6 separate regions of the Homo sapiens genome follow, and regions 2, 3, 4, 5 and 6 are each linked to region 1. A link is a contact called in ENCODE Hi-C or POLR2A ChIA-PET data. All regions are on one chromosome and are shown on one strand. The core of a region is the stretch at or near the end of the contact, and the rest is flanking DNA. Distances in the headings are between cores, read along the strand shown. Region 1 holds the start of ALDH6A1 (aldehyde dehydrogenase 6 family member A1). Region 2 holds the start of IFT43 (intraflagellar transport 43). Region 3 overlaps RGS6 (regulator of G protein signaling 6). Region 4 holds the start of DCAF4 (DDB1 and CUL4 associated factor 4). Region 5 holds the start of ZFYVE1 (zinc finger FYVE-type containing 1). Region 6 holds the start of RBM25 (RNA binding motif protein 25).

Region 1 (2,926 bases), core at 1-2,500:
ACTTGAAATGACTTGCATTTTACACAATATATAAACAGAAATCGTTAATTCACTCAGCCTTAAGAAACAACACGTAAAGCAGATGGAAGACAGGTTGCGACCTGTGCAAGACGACACTTAAAAGCTCAATACTGATTCTCCTCGCGACTCTCAGGGCGAGGGGCCGAGAACGTCCCCCGCTTCTCTTGCTGCCACGGCAATGGTCCCAAACTGAGGAGACAGGAGAGAGATCATGTTTCTCTTGCGGTTCAGTATCGAGATGAGGTCAGCCAGCAGCCCTGCGAGGGTTTGTGAGAATCATTCCATCCGTGCGCTCAATCAGAAGAGAACTGATCCTTTCAATGGGTACCCCAAGGAAAAAACTACAGTAAGCCACGTCCTCCAGAAACATCTCCTCCTCGACCCTCAGCCTCGCCCAAATAGAGATAAGGAAGGCACAGGGCGACCCCCCTGTCCTTTTACCCAGAATGAGTCCCTCCCTAGTGCCCTCCTCCACACGCCTGGTACAGAGCGGGGAAACTGGGCACCTCCGGAGCTGCTGTGAAGAACCGGTGAGCTGAAGACGGCGATGGATCTCAAGAAAAAAAATAAAAGGGAAAGGAGAAGAGCCCAAGAAAGAAATGTATGTTCGAGGGGCAGAGACAGAGTGGATGTTCCCAGTAGAGCAAAGAAGGAGGCTGCAGGCAAAGATCTCTAAGCCGGCTCTTACCGTCTGTGGGAGACGCCATCTTCCAACCCATGTCACGTGACGTGGCCAACCGTCGGCGGGAAAACGAGGTTCCATAAGCCACGCCCCCAAAGAGAAACCCTATCCCCAACTCGCAGCCCAGTCTCATTCCCTCGCCTCATAGGGCAATCTTTGCCTAGCCCCGCCCCTAAGTATAGCCACGCCCCTTACGCGGATGTTGAGGTGGAGCGACTGCAAAATTCTTGAAGGGTCTTATTTACTTTTTTCAGTGGGGGGGTGGGGCCTCGGTTCCGCCCTTGGCCAATCGGAGTTCCAGGTTAGGGGGGCGTCTTCCCCGTGTGCTCGGTAGGGAGTGTCCAAGTCAGGGGCGTCTTCTCTACCTCCGCCTACGTCATTGGCTGAGGTGGCAGAGGGCGAGAGCATTTTCGCTCCTAACCAATCACTTATCCCCAGGACGGGGGTGTGAGGAGAGGAATCAGGTGTTCGGACCAGTGATTGGCTGGAGAAAATAGTCCTCCCCACCAATGAGGAAGCCTGGCAGGATGGAGGGCGAGGCCTGGCAGCTGTAGTGCTTCTGGGCAGTAGAGGCGCGGGGTGCGGAGCTAGGGCGGCCGAGAGCCATGGCGGCGCTATTGGCGGCGGCGGCAGTGCGAGCCCGGATCCTGCAGGCGAGTGAGGGTGGTGCCAAGGCACCATGAAGCTAGGAATTGGATCCTTTCCGTCCGCTCCCTGAGCCATCCTCGGGCGGGACCACCTTCTTGGCCCAACCCCTTTTTGGCCAGACCTCCTACCCGACCTGTGCGGCCCTGTCCCATGCCCAGCCCTCACTTCATAACCTCCCTGGTCCCGGATCCAACCCTGGGCTGTTACCCTTGGCCCTCTACCCTTTTACTCCTAAGCCTCCTCTTTTCTGGCTCTCGCCCACTCTCCTTCTCCAGCTCTGCCCGCTCCCTGCTGTCACTCTCTTGCCCTCATCTCTCCATCCGCCCACCGTCTTTCCTTTTTACCTCTGCACCAGCCTTCTCTCTCTCCCCCAGAAACTACTCTTTTTGGTTACTCTGTCCCCTGCCGTGAGCGTCCACTTTGCCATTGCTCCCTTCCCCCACCCTACTTCACTATCCGTGGTGATCTGAGGTAAGGGGGAGGGGGGACGCGAGGGGCGAGGGTCAGTGTATGAACTTTGAATTTCCTTCTAGAGGTGGACTCTAGATTTTCACCAAAGGCAGCCATTTGCTAAGCTATTTTCCCTAAGTGTGGCTCTTTGTATTTTCCATGGACTGGCTGTCCCCTTTCTTGCCAAAACTTTGAGTTAAACTTTTTCTCAGCTAAGTTACAGTTTACATAGATAGGGCACATCTACATAGATAGGGTAGATAAGGGCACACAGTTAAAGCTACCAGTATGTTCCATGTATGTTCAAGGTACCAAACATCTTTAAAACGGGTGATAGAAAGTGGGAGCCAGGTAAGACAAGAAGTCTAAGTTCCCACCCCAAAATCAGCTCTTCTAGTGCTACACACCCTCATCTCTGCACTTGGGGGATTGAGTCCTCTCTGAAGCCAACCTAAGGAGAAATGGTAAAGCTACAGGAGTTGCATGCCTGAGGCCTGTAATCTCCAACTCTGTTTATAGTCTTTCCCCTGTTCATGGCCTACCAAGGATTTAGAGTATGTGGCAAGATTTACCGCAGGCAAGAAACAGTCTGCAAGAAACAACAGTGCCGTTCTTATTCATTACATCCAGTCTGAGAATTTCCTCTATATTGCTGAGCTTTTAGGTAATATTAGTATTCACCAGGTTTCCGTGAGTTCTAGTAAAGAAACTTGGGCAGTTTTAAGATTCTTGGCAGAGTCAGCAAAGATTCATTTTTAAATATGCTATTTAATGGGGAAGGTAGAAAGGATGAGTTTGAAGGGTTTGGCAGATGGTCTGGCCTCACTCATATTTCTTGCTGCGATCCTTGTTCTGTTCTAGTATCTTTTTTTAGTAGCAGGAAAACAAAGTTTCCACCCTATATTTTTCTTACCAACTTCTTGAAATCTTTTACTGAAATTGGCTTTTTTCCTTTGCCTCCTCTTCCCCTCCCATCACAATGAGTCATTGAGAACCTTAAGAAAGTATTTTGTCCTTTTCCATCAAGGAGAAGAATCTCTCTTTCCATGTACTTTTATTTCAGAAACAGACACTATGTATTTTCTGATTCATTTGGAGAAACTTCTGAAGTGACCTGGAAAAGAA
Region 2 (2,926 bases), core at 290-2,789, 1.9 Mb before region 1:
AGCAGCTTATTTTCTTCTCAAGTCAGACAATTCCATCCCTTCACCATGGTTGCCCTTTTCCATTTGTCACAGCACTGAGTATCTGAATACAGCATCCTACATATGGCGGTTGTGCTAAAACAAAAATTCAATGATCTTGTCGCTAAATGCTGTTCACAGGTGTTTTCTCTAATAATTTTTAAGTATTTCAAGGTTTTAAACTTTTTGAAGACCCTGTATAGATCCATAGGGTAGAAAAACTTCTTTACTGCCTGATTTTTGTGTATGTTAAATGTAGTCTATTTATTGCCCATCTTCTCCCACTACAACATAATCACATGAGGGCAGGAACTTTGCTTTATTCATTGCTGTATCTCCAGCACCTAGGACACTGCCTGATACACAGTAGGGGCTCAATAAATATTTGTTGAATGAATGAATAACTACATTCACATCCCCAGGTACTAAAAAACATTCACGTATCAGCAGGCCTGGTGACCTTCAAAACACTTAGAGATTTCACAGCAGACACTAAAGACTTGCTCTGGGGCCCAATCTTTTAGTAAGTGCGATCCTAACCAGTTTTAAAGATAAAAAGGCCTGATGGGGGTTACAAAGGAGGAAGGTAGACACTGAACTTGGGTCTTGAATCTAGCTCCATTATTTACTAACTATAACGCTGGGTAAACCACAGCCTCATAGGCAGCAGTAGCTAACCTCTTCTGACCTCTTCCGTGATAACATATGCCAAGCACTGAGTTACACGCTTCCCATGTATTGTTGCATTTCCTTTTCACTGTAACACCTCCATTCTAGGCATAAGGAAACCAAGGCTCGGAAAGGTTAAATCGTTTTTTAGGTTTTTTTTTTTTTTTTGAACCCAGGCAACAGCTCTATGCTCCATCTGGCCTCAGTGCCTGAGCACCTAATCACTCCCTCACGTTACAAATCGGTCTTGGTTTCCTTAACTACTGAGGTAACTGAGGTTAACTCCCACCTCCCCACGGGGATTACCGGGAAGAAAGGCCGTCCCTGCCTGCCTCCCTTCCATGCATAAAACAGTGCGGCTTTTGCAGGAACTTCTGCGACGAGGTGTCCCAAAGGAAAAACTCTAGGATGGGAGCGAGTGCGACCCCGGCCGGGGCTCCCCTATCACCCTGTGATCGATCTGTTCTGGGGAAGTTCGCACTCGGGGCTCTAGAAAACGGAGAAAGGCTCGGAAATTTCCCACGGTCCTAGACGCCGGCGGGGACAGGGTGTTTTCTACTTTCTGAGGATTTTAAAGAAAGCAAACCCCAGGCCAGCAGCGGCGGAGCCCACAGTGGCCTGGGGGCGGGGCGGTGAGGCTGCCTCCTTCTGGGCCTCACCCGGCGCGGCGCGAGGCCTGCCGCCCTGAGTCGCCTCAGAGAAGTCGGGGCCGGCGGGGTCGCTCCTCCCCACCCGCCAAATCCTGGCCCCCAAGGCCCCCGAATTGGTCCTCACGGAGGTAGCCAAGCTGTAGCGAAGCTCCTCGTCCAAGTCGAGCAAATCCTCCATCTCCGCGGCCGCCTGACGTCACTTCCTGGAAACCGACTGGCCCAGACGCGTCCCTGCTAACAGCCCCGCCCCTCCACCCCAATTTTTAAAGGGTACGCAGCATGGTTCCTGGATTCTGTGTGCCATCCTCCAAACTACCGAATCTTTCTTAAATCTGCCTTGCTTGACATCTGGAAGCAACCTCCGGTTATTAAAACTCGCCAACGCTGCTCCTGCGAGACGGTAAAATAATTTGGTCGTTAGGAACTGTCTGTATTTGTAGCTCTGTTTAAATATATCAATATATTAAGTGCAAAGCACTACTACTGCTATACTGATGCCTCCCACTTGTACAGCTCTTTGCAAGGTACAGAAGGCCGTCACAGTTATTGGCTTAACGTGAGGGGCATTAACAACCTTGTGTGGGAAGCAAGATAAGTGGTATTGTTTCCATTTGACAGATGAGAAAACAGGGAATCAGGTGTAATAAATGGTTTACCATGAATTATGGAAACTGCAATATACATAATCTCTGCCTTCAAGAAGTTTACAGAGAGGCTGAATCAACACATCAAATAGCTGAGTAGTAATAACTTTCAAAAGTACAAATATTCAATATCTCATTAAATCCCAATAATCCCGCAAAGTGAGTAGCAGTAGTATCTCTAACACAACAATAAAGCACACTGAGGTACAAAGAAGGGGCTTGAGGAAAATCACCTAAGTGCCAAGCAGCAGAGCCAAATGCCCTTCTGACACCAGACATTACTGGAGTATTTATCTCCAGCACATACTACTGGGTGCCAGCCATTCTCCTAGGCTGGCAGAGGGAGATGTACCACAAATTCCCAGCCTAATGGGGCATTTAAGTTGCGTCTTTGTTGACTCTTCATATGAGATCTCCAAGTCAATATCACTGGCCAGGTCCCTGACACTGGTTGGCTGAGATCCATAGGAGATGGGCTGATAGCCCTGAAAGCAAACAACATTCCAGTATTATGTTGAGGGGAAGGCCTGGATGGACACAGGTTAAAAGCAAGGATTCGGAAGTGGGAGTAGCACCCCTGAAACCTCATTGCAAGCATTTCTTAAATATCCAGTAAATCACTCAGTTCAGTCACACATGTTACTGGATAGGACTGTGTGTTAGCATGCCTGTGACAGCAAGAGCACTGGCCTGGATATCAGAAGAGCTGTGTTCTCATCTTAGCTCTCCTGAAAACTACCTGTGTAGTCAGAGCAGAGCCCTTTCCGCTATCAGTTTCCTCCCTTGTAATTACTTTAGAGATTATCTCTAAGATCCTTTGTTAACTTGCTTCTCAGTGAGAATACTTTGTTAGATTTTAATCTGAAGAAACACTCATTGCCAAAAATCCAAGACAGATGAAATATAGGCTCCAATGAATCCCTTGTTCCCTTCTTCTTCGGCACC
Region 3 (2,926 bases), core at 110-2,609, 1.6 Mb after region 1:
AATACCAAGACCCAACTTAAGCTCTTGATTCCTTAAGCAATTGGTCATTGCTTTAACGGTAGCATATGGATGAATAAATGTTCACTACTGAGCTGCCTGGTTAGATTTATTCCATATAGATTCCCCATGTGGTCTCCCATCTTCACGGAAGAGTTAAAAAAACAGACCATTTAGTTGATAAAATTGAGTCTCCCATGAGTTAACGGAGTGGAACTAGCTACTGGTGCAGAATGAAGCACACACACCGCTGTGGAAGCCAGGCTGGAGGGGCCAAATATTTTCTTTACAGCTGATTCGATGCAGTTCAGTGGTTGATGGCGTGTGGAGGCGGAACACTTCCCGATGATCCAGTCCCCTCCTGTCTATGCAGCCAGCACCTCAAAGGACACACATAATTTCTTTTCCCCTATAAAGTGAATCTGGGCATTTTATAGCTGAAAGGGGAGCAATTTCCATTTGAATTAATCCAGAGGCTGAAGGCAAAGGTGCATTATGTAGCTTTAAAGGACATTCTTCCTTGATTGACAAGGTCCCGTGGCCACCCCCTGTAAAGCCTTAGCAACGGAACATTTCTTGACATCACTCAAGGGAGGTCTGTTATCTTAGTTATACTCACATGGAGCCTGTGGGTTTTTCTGCACCCCAGTCTAAGGAATAACTACAGTCTAACTCTTGGCATTGAACACATTCGTTAACCATAACCCTGTAACATTTCTTCCCTGTTAAATTAGAAGAAAGTAGTAATATTATTAAAGGAAAACATACCTTTCAGCCACTTTGGACATTTTCAAACAATGTCTGTCGATCTGTGCGTTCAAAAATGTTATCTGGGAAAATAGAGAACACAGATGTTAAGACCAAACTAAAATTATTTTTTTCCCCTCGCTCCACAAACCCAAATCCTGCATTTCCACCAAGATCCAAATACCTCCTCTGGCCAGACATCTCCAACTCCCTCAGCTCTGCCCTCCAGCAAATTACTTGTGCCTCTGGACATCCCTATCATACAAGATTCATATTCTGCAATTTAGCCTTTGTCTCATCTCCTCCTATACTGTGGTGTGATTTAAGTCTTGCTTTCCAAAATTTAAAGGCAATGTATTTTCTACGTAGCTTAGCAACAGCATGGACAGGTGAAATGTGCCCCATAAATACCTGTTTTGAACAATCCCCAGTGACCCCTCCTCTGCCCACCTTTCACAGGCACGTCACACCCATGTCCTTGGCATGCTTGACTGGAATCATCAAATAGCTTTTTTTCTGTGTGGTTTTTTTTTCTTTTTTTCTTTTTTTTTTTTGAGACAGAGTCTCATTCTGTTGCCTAGGCTGGAGTGCAGCGGCATGATCTCAGCTCACTGCAACCTCCACCTCTCAGATTCAAGTGATTCTGCTGTCTCAGCCTCCCGAGTAGCTGGGATTATAGTCACACGCCACCAAGCCCGGCTAACTTTTTTCTATTTTTAGTAGAGATGGGGTTTCATCATATTGGTCAGCCTGGTCTCAAACTCCTTACCTCAGATGATCCACCTGCCTCAGCCTCACAAAGTGCTGGGATTACAGGTGTGGGCCACCGAGCCCCGAGCCCCGCCAAATAGCTTTTTTTTTTCATATATCCATTACCTCTTACCCATCAGATAATAAACTTGTCAAGGGCAAGCACCTCAAAGTTTACTCCTTTGGGTTTTGCCCTCTAGGAACCAGCAAGGCATAATATAAACAGTAGGTTGCTTTGTTACCAGTAAATATCAGAAGGAAGTAATATAATTAGCCATTGTCTGTTGACCTGGGCTGCTCATCATGAAAGAAAATAACATTCAACCAAGTAATGCTGAAATGGCATTGGGAGTAGAGCTTTATTTATTCTTAAACTTTCCTTTCAAATCACAGCAATAAAGTAGACCATCCTGAGCTGGTGCATTCCAATTATAAGGACTGTGTGACATGAGCCCCCTCCTTCCTCCAGCTCCCACAGCGGACTGTGGGAAACCCCATTACAGCAGTTACCCCAAGGCATGGGATGACTCATTTACGCCCTTTTCTAGTAACTGCTGGAGGAACTGGGTAGAGAATTCTTTCTCTCAAGCTTCCGTGGCTTGTTCACACACAGCACTTAAAAGGTTCAATCACCCACAGCTGGGTTCCACTGTGGTTTCCAGGAACTCAAAGCTTGCTCAATCTTCAGAGTTGAACATTTGAAAGGGTTTTTAAACTGGCCACGTCTCCTCCTGAGAGTGCAAGCTGTCAATTCATTCACCTGTTTCCGGATGTCCTCTTTTGTTGTTTTCCTGATTGGTTGGCTGAGTACATGCACCGGGCTCTGTGCCTGGGACTCTTCAGTCACGCCATACACGGACTAGGAGAAGAAGCAAGCACAGAGGATCATCCACCCACAGAATTGGAGGGTGGCTTAGGGGTCAGCTAGTCCAATGACTCATCCAATTTCGTGAATCCCCTCATGACAATAAGAGATTGGTCTCTGCTTTTATTTCTTCAATGATGAGAATGCTGCCTCTTAAGGCATGTCATCTCATCTTTGGGGTACCACTATAACCCAAATCCTATCTTTTATTGGGCTGAAAATAGCCTCCTTGTATCTCAGTGTTTCTCCAAATATGGTCCATAGACCACCTGCAAAGAATCACCTGGGTGTGCTTGGAAAAGACACGTTGCTGAGTATCCCCTCGCCCCCTGGACTTACTGCATCAGAATCTTTGTGGGTGGGTTTGGAAATCTGCACTTTTATCAAATGCCCCAAATGATTCTGAATAAAGAAAGTTCAAGAGCCACTGCCAAAGAGTATGCACAAAAGATCCCCTCTACATTTCCGTTGGTCAGCAGATTCCCATCTGGTACAAAACTGGGATGGCAGCATTTCAGGGTTTCCCTTTCAAGTTAAACAGTTTTCTGGCCTAAGTTTTTCCACATG
Region 4 (2,926 bases), core at 1-2,500, 1.2 Mb after region 1:
AACAGGGATTCCACCTCTGTTGGTAGGACCCCCAGGCCTGGTTACCCACAGAACACCACCTCAGGCCGGGCGCGGTGGCTCACGCCTGTAATCCCAGCACTTTGGGAGGCCGAGGCGGGCGGATCACGAGGTCAGGAGATCGAGACCATCCTGGCTAACACGGTGAAACCCCGTCTCTACTAAAAATACAAAAAATTAGCCGGGCGAGGTGGTGGTCGCCTGTAGCCCCAGCTACGCGGGAAGCTGAGGCAGGAGAATGGCGTGAACCCCGGGGGCGGAGGCTGCAGTGAGTCGAGATCGTGCCACTGCACTCCAGCCTGGGCGACAGCGAGACTCCGCCTCAAAAAAAAAAAAAAAAAAAAAAAAAAAAGAACACCACCGCGACTCTAATTTCCATCGTTATTTAAAATCAGAGTTTGGGACTTTGGAATTGTTTCCTCTAGGAAGCCGTCCCCTCAGTTTTCTTTGCTTCTGGCTGCGCTGCTGGAGTCACAAGACAATGCCTGTAGAACACCATGGTGAAAGGCGTCATGGTTTCTGAAGCCCCCGGGGAGCCCACGAGGCGTGGCTTTCTCGCTAACTCACAACTCAGAGTGGAGGCGAGGGCCAAACCCAGGCCCCATCACTTGCTAGTTGTGCGCTACCCCGACGGACAACCAAACTGCACCCCTTTCTGCGTCTGACAAGGACATCATAGCGCTGGCAAATGTTAGCGCCTGTGAAGCCGGCAGCACAGAGCCGGCCACTTCGTAAGCTTCAACCACACCTAACCTGTTATGCTGACCTGAACATTCACAGGGGACACCGCCCCAAGGCCCGCAGCCCAGCCCCCGCCAGGTGTCGGGTGGGGCCTTCAGCAGCAGGTCTCAGAGAAGCGCTTAGAGAAACGCCCTCAGCGGCGACACTCGGGGTGCCCTCCCTGCGTGTTTACGGTTGCAGCACTGATCCGGCCGGAGGGCCCCACGCGCCCCAGAACGGGCGGAGCGCGCCGGCCCAGCTGCCACCTAGGCCCGGTGGCGCCGGCGTTCCACGTGCTCACTCCTCCCCGCCCCTCCCCGCCCCTTTCCCTGGCCTTCCTCGCCGCGCCTGTCTCCCACCCCGAGCTCTGCAGCGGGAGCGCGGCAGCCCTCGAATCGATGCCAGTAGGCACCCCAGGCAGCACAGTCTTACCTGTTCAGCGTGTCCCTTCCGGATTCCCCTCCGGCTCAGCTCTGCAGGAGTTGGAGCGAAGCGTGCAAGGACCCGGAAAGACCAAGGTGTAGCGTCAGCCAGTTAGGTGGATGCGTTTTGGTGTTGTAGCAGCCGATAGGGCTATAGCGGCCGTTCTTTCCTTCTCACTGGACGCGGCTTCTGTCTGTCGACGTCAATAGGGACGATCTCATGAAGAAGGCGGGGAGTGGGGCTTCGGCTCCTCCCAGGCCTGGCCTGTCTGGGGCGGATGCACGTGGAGGCTGGTCATGGAGCGCTTGGGGGTGGGGCCAGGCGCACGCGGGGGCGGGGCCGGGGGCTGCTCCCGGAGCAGCGGAACTGTCTGGAGACCCTTTCGTGAGAGACCGTGTCTTCCTCCCTCCGCAGGGTGATGCGGCCCTGGAGAAGTCCTCTCGCTGTAGTGGAAAGAGCGAAGGAGTCTGTGAGGCGAGGGACAGAAGTAACGTGATGTTACGACTGGCGGCGAAGTCTTCGGCAGTGGCCTCAGGCGGCCGAGGCCGCTGCCCTGGGTCTGCGTTCAGGGTGTAGCGTAGCGAGCCCTGACCGTGAAACCGGGGGGCCTCCGTGTTGGCTCCAGTACTGCTGCTTGCTGTGGGACCTAGGGCGAGTCTCTTCCCTTCTCTGTGCCTTGATTTCTTCTGTTGAGAGAAGGAATCGGATCTATCATTCTCATGTCCTCTCCAGCTTAGAGTTTGTTCAGACCACCAATATTTCTAGAATGACCTATGTGTGCTGTGCCTGTCCCAGGTATCAGCTGACGGTTATGAGATCTTATGAAAGGAAAACGGAAGCCTCTGATGGGCTTGTGTCCCGAAGAGACAGTTTGTGAGGACAGCTGGATTCACAGAGGCTAGGCTTGTTGGGGTCCAGCAGTAGGCCTGGTGTGTCATGCGGCTCCGTAACACAGGCCCCTGCCCGCGGCTTGGACCCGTTAGAAAGCAGGCGGTGGGGTTCACCCATTGCACGCCGTGCGAAGGCATTTCAGCTCTTAACCAGGAAGCTAGGATTTCAGGCTAAACTCCTGGCTCTCAGGAGTTTATAGATAAATGCAGTATGTGGAGCGGGGCCGGGTGATGAGGGAAATGAGAGAAGTGGGCATAGTCAGAATAAAGAACCGCTTCATGAAGCTTGAGCGGCCTTGAAGAGAAGGCAGAGAAAAATTCTAGCTGAACAAACAACGTGACTGGAGGCCGGTTCAAGCCGGCTGGATGGGAGGGGAGTCTTGGAAGGAAAACTCAGCAGGGTGGGTTGGGGCTTGGTGACGCAGCAATTGCCAGGGAAAGAGTAGTCAGGCCGGGTGCAGTGGCTCACGCCTGAAATCCCAGCACATTGGGAGGTTGAGGCGGGTGGATCACTTGAGGCTAGGAGTTCCAGACCAGCCTGGCCAACATGGCGAAACCCCCAACTCTACTAAAAATACAAAAAATTAGCCGGGCGTGGTGGCGGGCGCCTGTAATCCCAGCTACTCAGGAGGCTGAGGCAGGAGAATTGCTTGAACCCGGGAGGCGGGGGTTGCAGTGAGCCGAGATAGCGCCATTGCACTCCAGCCTGGGTGACAGAGTGAGACCCTGTCTCAAGAAAAAAAAAAGTAGACAATGGGAGGCTCTGAGGGTTCTAGAGTTGGGAAGTGACAGGACTAGAGCTGTGCTTCTGGGAAATCACCGTGTAGGGGGTTGGGGAGAAAAGATTGTGGAAGTCAGCTGGGAGACCCCTAAGG
Region 5 (2,926 bases), core at 148-2,647, 1.1 Mb after region 1:
AGTAGAGATGGAGTTTCTCCATGTTGGTCAGGCTGGTCTCGAACGCCCGACCTCAGGTGATCCGTCCACCTCGACCTCCCAAAGTGCTGGGATTACAGGCATGCGCTACCGCGCCCAGCCTGAGAAGTTCTGAAACTATAGAAGGAAAGATCAGAAAAATAATAGGTAGGAAAAAAAATTCATGGTTGGCTTGGAGAATACCCTTGAAGGGTGTTAAGTAAAAATGATAGGAGGCCTTTGTTTTGGACTAAACTCCTGCACCAGGCCCCAATAGACCTGGCTAAAATAAAAATGGAGTCACCCATGCTAAAGTTTCACCTCACCAAATCCAAACTAAGTTGTTACCAAACCCAAGCTAAGTTGTTATCTGACCTTCAGAGAAATCAGGAAAGAGGGATAAGGACAGCCAGTTTCCCAAACAGGCTTGTTTTAATGTTGCATGATAATGAAGCTCCCTCTGTTGTAATCCTTACACAAAAGAAGTAGCCTGAAGTAACTGATGTCAACTAATCAGTTATTTTTCTATTGTTCTGTCTCTCTGTCCTCACCTTCCAAGGAAAGTAGCTTAGAAGTGACCAATATGTCAAGGTCCCATGAGAAGACTGAAAAAAAGAGAAGAAAGAGGAAAGAAAAGAATGACAAGAAAGAGAAAGAAAGAAACCAATATGCTCTTTGTTCTTTGCTTTTGCTTCCTCAAGCTTTTCTCTGTCTACAAAGCCAACCTCTCCTGCTCAGCTCATCAGAACATTCACTCCACTTTCTGGAATGAAGTGTTGCCTGATCCTAGAGTCGCAATAAAGCCAACTGAGATCTTAAAACTAAATTCGTTGTAATTTTGTCCTTTGCCAAGGGGGGAAAAACAACAAAAACTTCCCAAGAGTACCTATATCCTCTTATCACTTTTTCTGGTCTTTTCCTTAGTTTTTGCGAAGTGAAATTGGGAAGGTGGAGACTGTCTGTGCTCACACGTTTCTGAGGGAATGGTGTGCAAGAGGTTACTTGAATCCAAATTAATTGACTCACCATTTCCCACTTATACTAGACATTATTACATCAGTTCTCTAATGTAGCACCATGCCTTCCCCAGTTACAACCCAAAAGAACGTGCTGAAACCTGCGGACACCACACTCAATGCAAAAACTCCAAGTCCCGAAATCCTCCGTAGCCTGTCCCCACCGCCTCCTCGCAAGAGCAGCCTCTTCAGTACTGGGAGTTGTAGTCATTCAGAGTCTTCCTTTCCGGGATGAGGGGCGAGAGCGCGCCTCGAGGAGCTACATCTCCCAGGAGGCAGTGCGCACTACGCCCTTGCTGGCGCCGGGATCCTCCCTCTCTCGCTCCTCCCTTTCTGGGCTGCACCGCTCACGCCTTCCTGTTAGTCCGAGCTGGGAGAAGTTCACTCCGATCAGCTGATCCCAACTGACAACAGGAGAGGAGGAAGCCCGGGAGGCAACGAAGGAGGAGGGTGGCGGAGATGGAGATGAGGATGGATCTGCCGGTGTCCTGAGGAATAGCCTCTGCCCCCACTGGCGCCCTGCGGCCCCCCGACGCCGCCTTGCTGCGGCCGAGCTTCTCAGTGGTGGGATCCCCGGGCCGCGGCGGGCAGGGCAGGGCGGGGAGGGCACGGCCCAGCGCGGGGCGAGTGATCGTCCTGGGGCTCAGGCTGCCCTCGGGAGGAAGGGGGGGCGGGTGCGGCGGGGGTGGGGGTGGGGTGGTATAAACAATGGATTCGGCTCCGGGTTTTGCCGGCGTGGGGGGGATTTTGGGGGACCTTCTTTGTTCTTAGGCTCCGCTCCTGCCCCTCGGGTTGTGGCGGTGGTGTCCGGGTGGAAGGAAGGGTGAGGAACCCCCGGCTGGGGAGAGGTGTCGAGGTGGGGGCCCGAGTGGGCAAAATGTTTGGTTGACATGGCCGGGCGTGAGGTGTACTTTTGAAGGTTGATTTTATATTTTTCTCAATTGTGACAAGTTTGATTTTTGTTTCTGTTTTGGGAGCTGGCTGGGCATGTCTGAGGTTAGATTGTAGTAAATAAGATCCCCTAGTCACTCCCTTCGCCTTCCTTGTTTATCTGAAAATAAGGTTGATAGATTGATTACTGTAGGGGAGGAGTGACTATCAGAAAGGCAGGGCTTTACACCTTGTCGGGGCCTTGGAATGCGGGTCAAGGCTAGGGGGAATTAGGAATATAATTGTCAAAGTGACAAAAGCCCCTTTCTTGCCCCAGTTATCTTTTTTCGTATTTTGAAGTTATTTTTAAGTTAGTTTTTAAGTGACAAAGAGAAAAATTATTTGTTTTGATTCACTGCAGGCCTGGCTTTGCCATGGGTCAAAGTAGAGGAATTGTCTCCTGTTGCTCCTTTTTTTTTTTTTTTTCAGTTAGTGAAAGAAGGGACAGAAGAATTACAGTGTAAAAAAATTGTTTTTAAAGATGAAATTGTTACTATTGTTTCTAAGTTTTGAGTCTTTAATATACATCTAGCTAGAGTTGAAACAATCCAGTTACAAGGCTAACCAGGTCGGCCCAGGTATTTGATAGATCTAAAGTTTATTATTACATTTTCATTAGCTTTGTGAAGGCCTCTCCACTCCTCCCAATTGTGGGATGCATGTGGGGGTGCAGAGGGCTGTCCTTCCAAGGACTACTCACTTAGTGATTTAGATTCTGAATTTAATATCTGAATGAACAGAAAATTCCAGTCTGGGAAATAGAGCAGCAAAGTCTCTTAAATGCCTTGGGCCTAGAGGTGGCGTTTGTTGTCAAGAGGAGGAGCTTTAGCCACAATTTTGAGATTTTTTTTTTTTTTTTTTTTTTTGAGGGAGTCTTGCCCTGTCTTCCAGGCTGGAGTGCAGTGGCAAGATCTTGGCTCACTGCAACCTCCGCCTCCTGGGTTCAAGTGATTCTCCTGCCTCAGCCTCCCTAGTAGCTTGGA
Region 6 (2,926 bases), core at 196-2,695, 1.0 Mb after region 1:
ATAACAAATTATGTCAATATAGATTTAAATGCTTATGTGTGTTACCTGGATACTGCACGAAGGATTTTACATACGTTTTTCTCAATCCCCAACCCCAATAACGTATAGATACTACTATAAATTCATTTTACAGAGGAACAAAAACCAAAGCTTAAAAGAAAAAAGAAAAAGAAAAACCAAGGCTTTAAGTTAAATGAATTAGAATACTATAAGATTCACTTGAATCATGAGTAACTTATGACCAACTTAATCCCTTTCAAGTCCTCTGAATGTTTTTGGAAATAGCCTTTAAAAAAATTAAAAGCTCCAAAGACTATACAAAAATTATTTATACATTACTGCCCACGGCCTAATACACAGAGTACTTCACACTAATACAGCAGTAGGGTGCAACAGAGGTCCAATCTCTTCCCTTCTCTTGGCTCCACTCTGCCCAGTATCAAAATGGCATTTCCATGGCAATACAAATCCATATTACATAACCTCCGAAAAATCTTCATAGTCCTACGTCTATTCCGGAAAACCGTATTTAAAAGCAGGATTGACGACCAAAGAAAAATGAGAAAGTAACATTTTAATGTGGAGCTTAGTAATCGCCTAGAATGAATGGCGATATACAGTTTACTGCACCCTCCAATGCGCAAAAGAGGCAGGATGGCAAAATTCATGACTATCTTAAGCAAGCCAGGAGACTGCTAAAAAGGTAGGTATTAGCTCAATTCCAAGGGGGTGGGGCCCAGTTCACTTGGTGGCGGGCTCTAGATGGCCAAAGAGGAAGGGAAAGATATCCGTTGGTGGCCAGCACCTCGCTAAAAAGGGTGGGTAGAGGCTAACTTCAAGGCAACGGCTGGGGCGAGAGTGTCCCAGGCCCGAAAACCTACTGTGGGGCTCCGGTAAGTAAGGGGGCTCAGGGAAGGGCTCCCCTGGGGCAGATCGATCGTTTTGTATCTAACGTGGAGCCCAGGGGGGGCAGAGACGATTCACTCCGCGGCGGAACGTGGAAGGGAAAGGGAAAGTGGGCGACAATGCAAGACGGAAAGCTCAAGCCGTAGGTCTGGCCTCCACCAGCTACGGCTGGGCCCACAGCTTTTCCAGGCCTTAGAGAAGAGAAGAAACCAAGCCTCGTGCCGACCCCTCCCCCACCCCCGCCTCCGCGCTCCCCCTTACCTCTACCCCACCCTGGCGCTTTCGCAGCCACCCCGGCTTTTCCTCCTCCACCAGCTGAGGCACCCGGTCTCCCGGTTTCCACACGCGTTCAGAGACACAAACTCACCCGCCGCTGAGGAAACGGTACTGCCTTCGCGACCTTCTGGGATCCAGGTTACGAGTGCGCTCCACTGGTTCGAGATTTCTGCCCGTCGCTCGCCAGGGAGACTGAGTGCCCAAGCGCCTACTCGCACAGGCCGCAAATACAGCCGCGCTGCGCGGCGAGCTGATGGAGGTCTTCCTCTTGCCCGGCGTGCACTGCGGCCGGGGGCGGGGAGCGCGGAACCATAGAGAAGAACGTATATAGATCGTCTCCGCTGTTGGCTCTGACTCACCAAGCCGAGACGAATAACCATAGAGAAGCAGCGTCTAGCGGTTACTAGAAAGGCCCGAACTGTAAATTATGACCCACCATGTTTGATTGGAGCCGACTGAATCTTACGACTACGGGACGCCATCTTGAGGTCAAGGTTCCGGCTGGGCACGGCGCGAGGAGTGTTAGAGGCTTTCTCACTTTTCGTAGTTTTTCGGGGGGTGGAACCTTGCTTTGTGATTCCTTGAGGTTCGAGGAACTGATAACTGGGCGCGATCTGCAACCTTAGTGTTAAACCCCAAGTGCTGTTATAACAACTACTCGAGATCAACAAATAATTGGCAAAGGCTGTGGAGGTTTTTTGAAAAGCAAAAGCTTATGCGTAGTTGTAGGGCCAAAGAGGTGGCTAGAAGATGTTTGGAAAAACGTGAAAAGTCCTGTAATACTAGTTAACACAGCTTTCGTTCTGTAATCTAAACGTGCTAAAAGAACTTAGCTTAAGTTAATGGAAATGAATAAAATTAATCATAAATGATTACGTTATTCCAATTGTGGACCTTATAGGCAATATCTAGTTACACGCCTTTCTCAACTGCTTGCCTCTAGGAAGGCATAAAACGGATTCAGTATAAAGTTATTGCCTCCCTGAGTTCCTGGTGCTGTGTTAAGTGCTGGAAGTATGAAGGCAAATGGAAGTGAGATTTGTTCCTGTCCTGCAAGAACTGTGAGCCAGGTGAAATAGATGACAAACCATGACCAGCCTAATATAAAATTGAAACATACTACACACTTCCTGCCTGCCTCCCCTACTTAATTTTACTCTAAAGCACTCATAACCATCTATCATAACATACATTTTTCTTGCTGATTTTATGGTCCGTCACTACCCCCACTAGAATGTGAATGTAAGCAATGCATGGATTGCCTGTTTTGTGCAAGAACAGGTCCTGGTACATAGCAAGCGCTCAATAAATATTTGTTGAGTGACAGAAATGATTACCGGCCGGGCGCGGTGGCTCACGCCTGTAACCCCAGCACTTTGGGAGGCCGAGGCGGGTGGATCACCTGAGGTTAGGAGTTCGAGGCCACCCTGGCCAACATGGCAAAACCCCGTCTCTACTGAAAATACAAAAATAAACTAGGCGTGGTGGCAGGCGCCTGTAATCCCAGCTACTCGGGAGGCTGAGGCAGGAGAATCGCTTGAACCCTGGAGGCGGAGGTTGCAGTGAGCCGAGATGGCACCACTGCACTCCAGCCTGGGCAACAAAGTGAGACATTGTCTCAAAAAAAAAGAAAAGAAAAGAAAAGAAATGATTAACATATGATGAGTACCAATAGAACACAAAATTTAGTGGGAGCACAAATGAGAAAGTAGCACTAATTACTACCATCTGCAAAATTTACATC

What was found. Hi-C counts contacts between places; a loop is a spot of excess contacts on that map. ChIA-PET counts read pairs that join two places held with the same protein, here RNA polymerase II (POLR2A). Pooled maps may share reads with other maps.
Region 2: a map of CD8-positive, alpha-beta T cell shows a loop between it and region 1 (6-fold over the local background). The contact joins the promoter of IFT43 here to the promoter of ALDH6A1 in region 1. A Hi-C loop is called at or near these places in 2 of 168 maps with a recorded cell type or tissue (CD8-positive, alpha-beta T cell and naive thymus-derived CD4-positive, alpha-beta T cell) and 11 of 50 pooled maps.
Region 3: a loop to region 1 is called in a map with no recorded cell type, with 9 times the contacts of the local background. The contact joins the enhancer-like site here to the promoter of ALDH6A1 in region 1. A Hi-C loop is called at or near these places in 2 of 37 single-sample maps with no recorded cell type and 2 of 50 pooled maps.
Region 4: a loop to region 1 is called in a map of CD4-positive, alpha-beta T cell, with 5 times the contacts of the local background. The contact joins the promoter of DCAF4 here to the promoter of ALDH6A1 in region 1. A Hi-C loop is called at or near these places in 3 of 168 maps with a recorded cell type or tissue (CD4-positive, alpha-beta T cell and naive thymus-derived CD4-positive, alpha-beta T cell), 4 of 37 single-sample maps with no recorded cell type and 9 of 50 pooled maps.
Region 5: a loop to region 1 is called in a map of naive thymus-derived CD4-positive, alpha-beta T cell, with 18 times the contacts of the local background. The contact joins the promoter of ZFYVE1 here to the promoter of ALDH6A1 in region 1. A Hi-C loop is called at or near these places in 1 of 168 maps with a recorded cell type or tissue (naive thymus-derived CD4-positive, alpha-beta T cell), 4 of 37 single-sample maps with no recorded cell type and 11 of 50 pooled maps. POLR2A ChIA-PET finds 5 or more read pairs at or near these places in 3 of 52 experiments (B cell, PC-9 and activated CD4-positive, alpha-beta T cell).
Region 6: a map of CD8-positive, alpha-beta T cell shows a loop between it and region 1 (5-fold over the local background). The contact joins the promoter of RBM25 here to the promoter of ALDH6A1 in region 1. A Hi-C loop is called at or near these places in 3 of 168 maps with a recorded cell type or tissue (CD4-positive, alpha-beta T cell, CD8-positive, alpha-beta T cell and naive thymus-derived CD4-positive, alpha-beta T cell), 3 of 37 single-sample maps with no recorded cell type and 16 of 50 pooled maps.

What each region holds. Positions count from the first base shown.
Region 1 is chr14:74,082,777-74,085,702 of GRCh38, reverse strand. ALDH6A1 (aldehyde dehydrogenase 6 family member A1) reads left to right here and starts at 1,250. Exons shown (of 12, transcript NM_005589.4): 1 at 1,250-1,356. The coding sequence starts at 1,309. LIN52 (lin-52 DREAM MuvB core complex component) reads right to left here and starts at 747. Exons shown (of 6, transcript NM_001024674.3): 1 at 710-747. The coding sequence starts at 728. It also overlaps a transcript of BBOF1 not described here. RefSeq lists an enhancer at 659-838.
Region 2 is chr14:75,984,376-75,987,301 of GRCh38, reverse strand. It overlaps IFT43 (intraflagellar transport 43), which reads right to left and starts at 1,539. Exons shown (of 9, transcript NM_001102564.3): 1 at 1,462-1,539. The coding sequence starts at 1,515. RefSeq lists a silencer at 1,249-1,558 and an enhancer at 1,385-1,886.
Region 3 is chr14:72,476,169-72,479,094 of GRCh38, reverse strand. It overlaps RGS6 (regulator of G protein signaling 6), which reads right to left. Exons shown (of 18, transcript NM_001204424.2): 11 at 2,255-2,353; 12 at 766-827. Among named protein-coding and RNA genes, the nearest start is that of MIR7843, 39 kb to the left of the region's middle. RefSeq lists an enhancer at 2,088-2,297. Within about 2 kb of position 1,359, at least 2 of the 41 ENCODE cell types and tissues checked have a DNase peak (open chromatin) inside an H3K27ac peak, as active enhancers do.
Region 4 is chr14:72,924,788-72,927,713 of GRCh38, reverse strand. DCAF4 (DDB1 and CUL4 associated factor 4) reads right to left here and starts at 1,250. Exons shown (of 14, transcript NM_015604.4): 1 at 1,171-1,250. RefSeq lists enhancers at 1-540, 1,212-1,481, 1,772-1,871, 2,272-2,926 and a silencer at 982-1,041.
Region 5 is chr14:73,025,577-73,028,502 of GRCh38, reverse strand. ZFYVE1 (zinc finger FYVE-type containing 1) reads left to right here and starts at 1,397. Exons shown (of 12, transcript NM_021260.4): 1 at 1,397-1,577. RefSeq lists an enhancer at 1,055-1,254 and a silencer at 1,485-1,694.
Region 6 is chr14:73,057,053-73,059,978 of GRCh38, reverse strand. RBM25 (RNA binding motif protein 25) reads right to left here and starts at 1,445. Exons shown (of 19, transcript NM_021239.3): 1 at 1,274-1,445. It overlaps RBM25-AS1 (RBM25 antisense RNA 1), which reads left to right and starts at 526. Exons shown (of 2, transcript NR_184256.1): 1 at 526-703; 2 at 1,222-2,926. RefSeq lists enhancers at 1,341-1,880, 933-2,132, 1,204-2,168.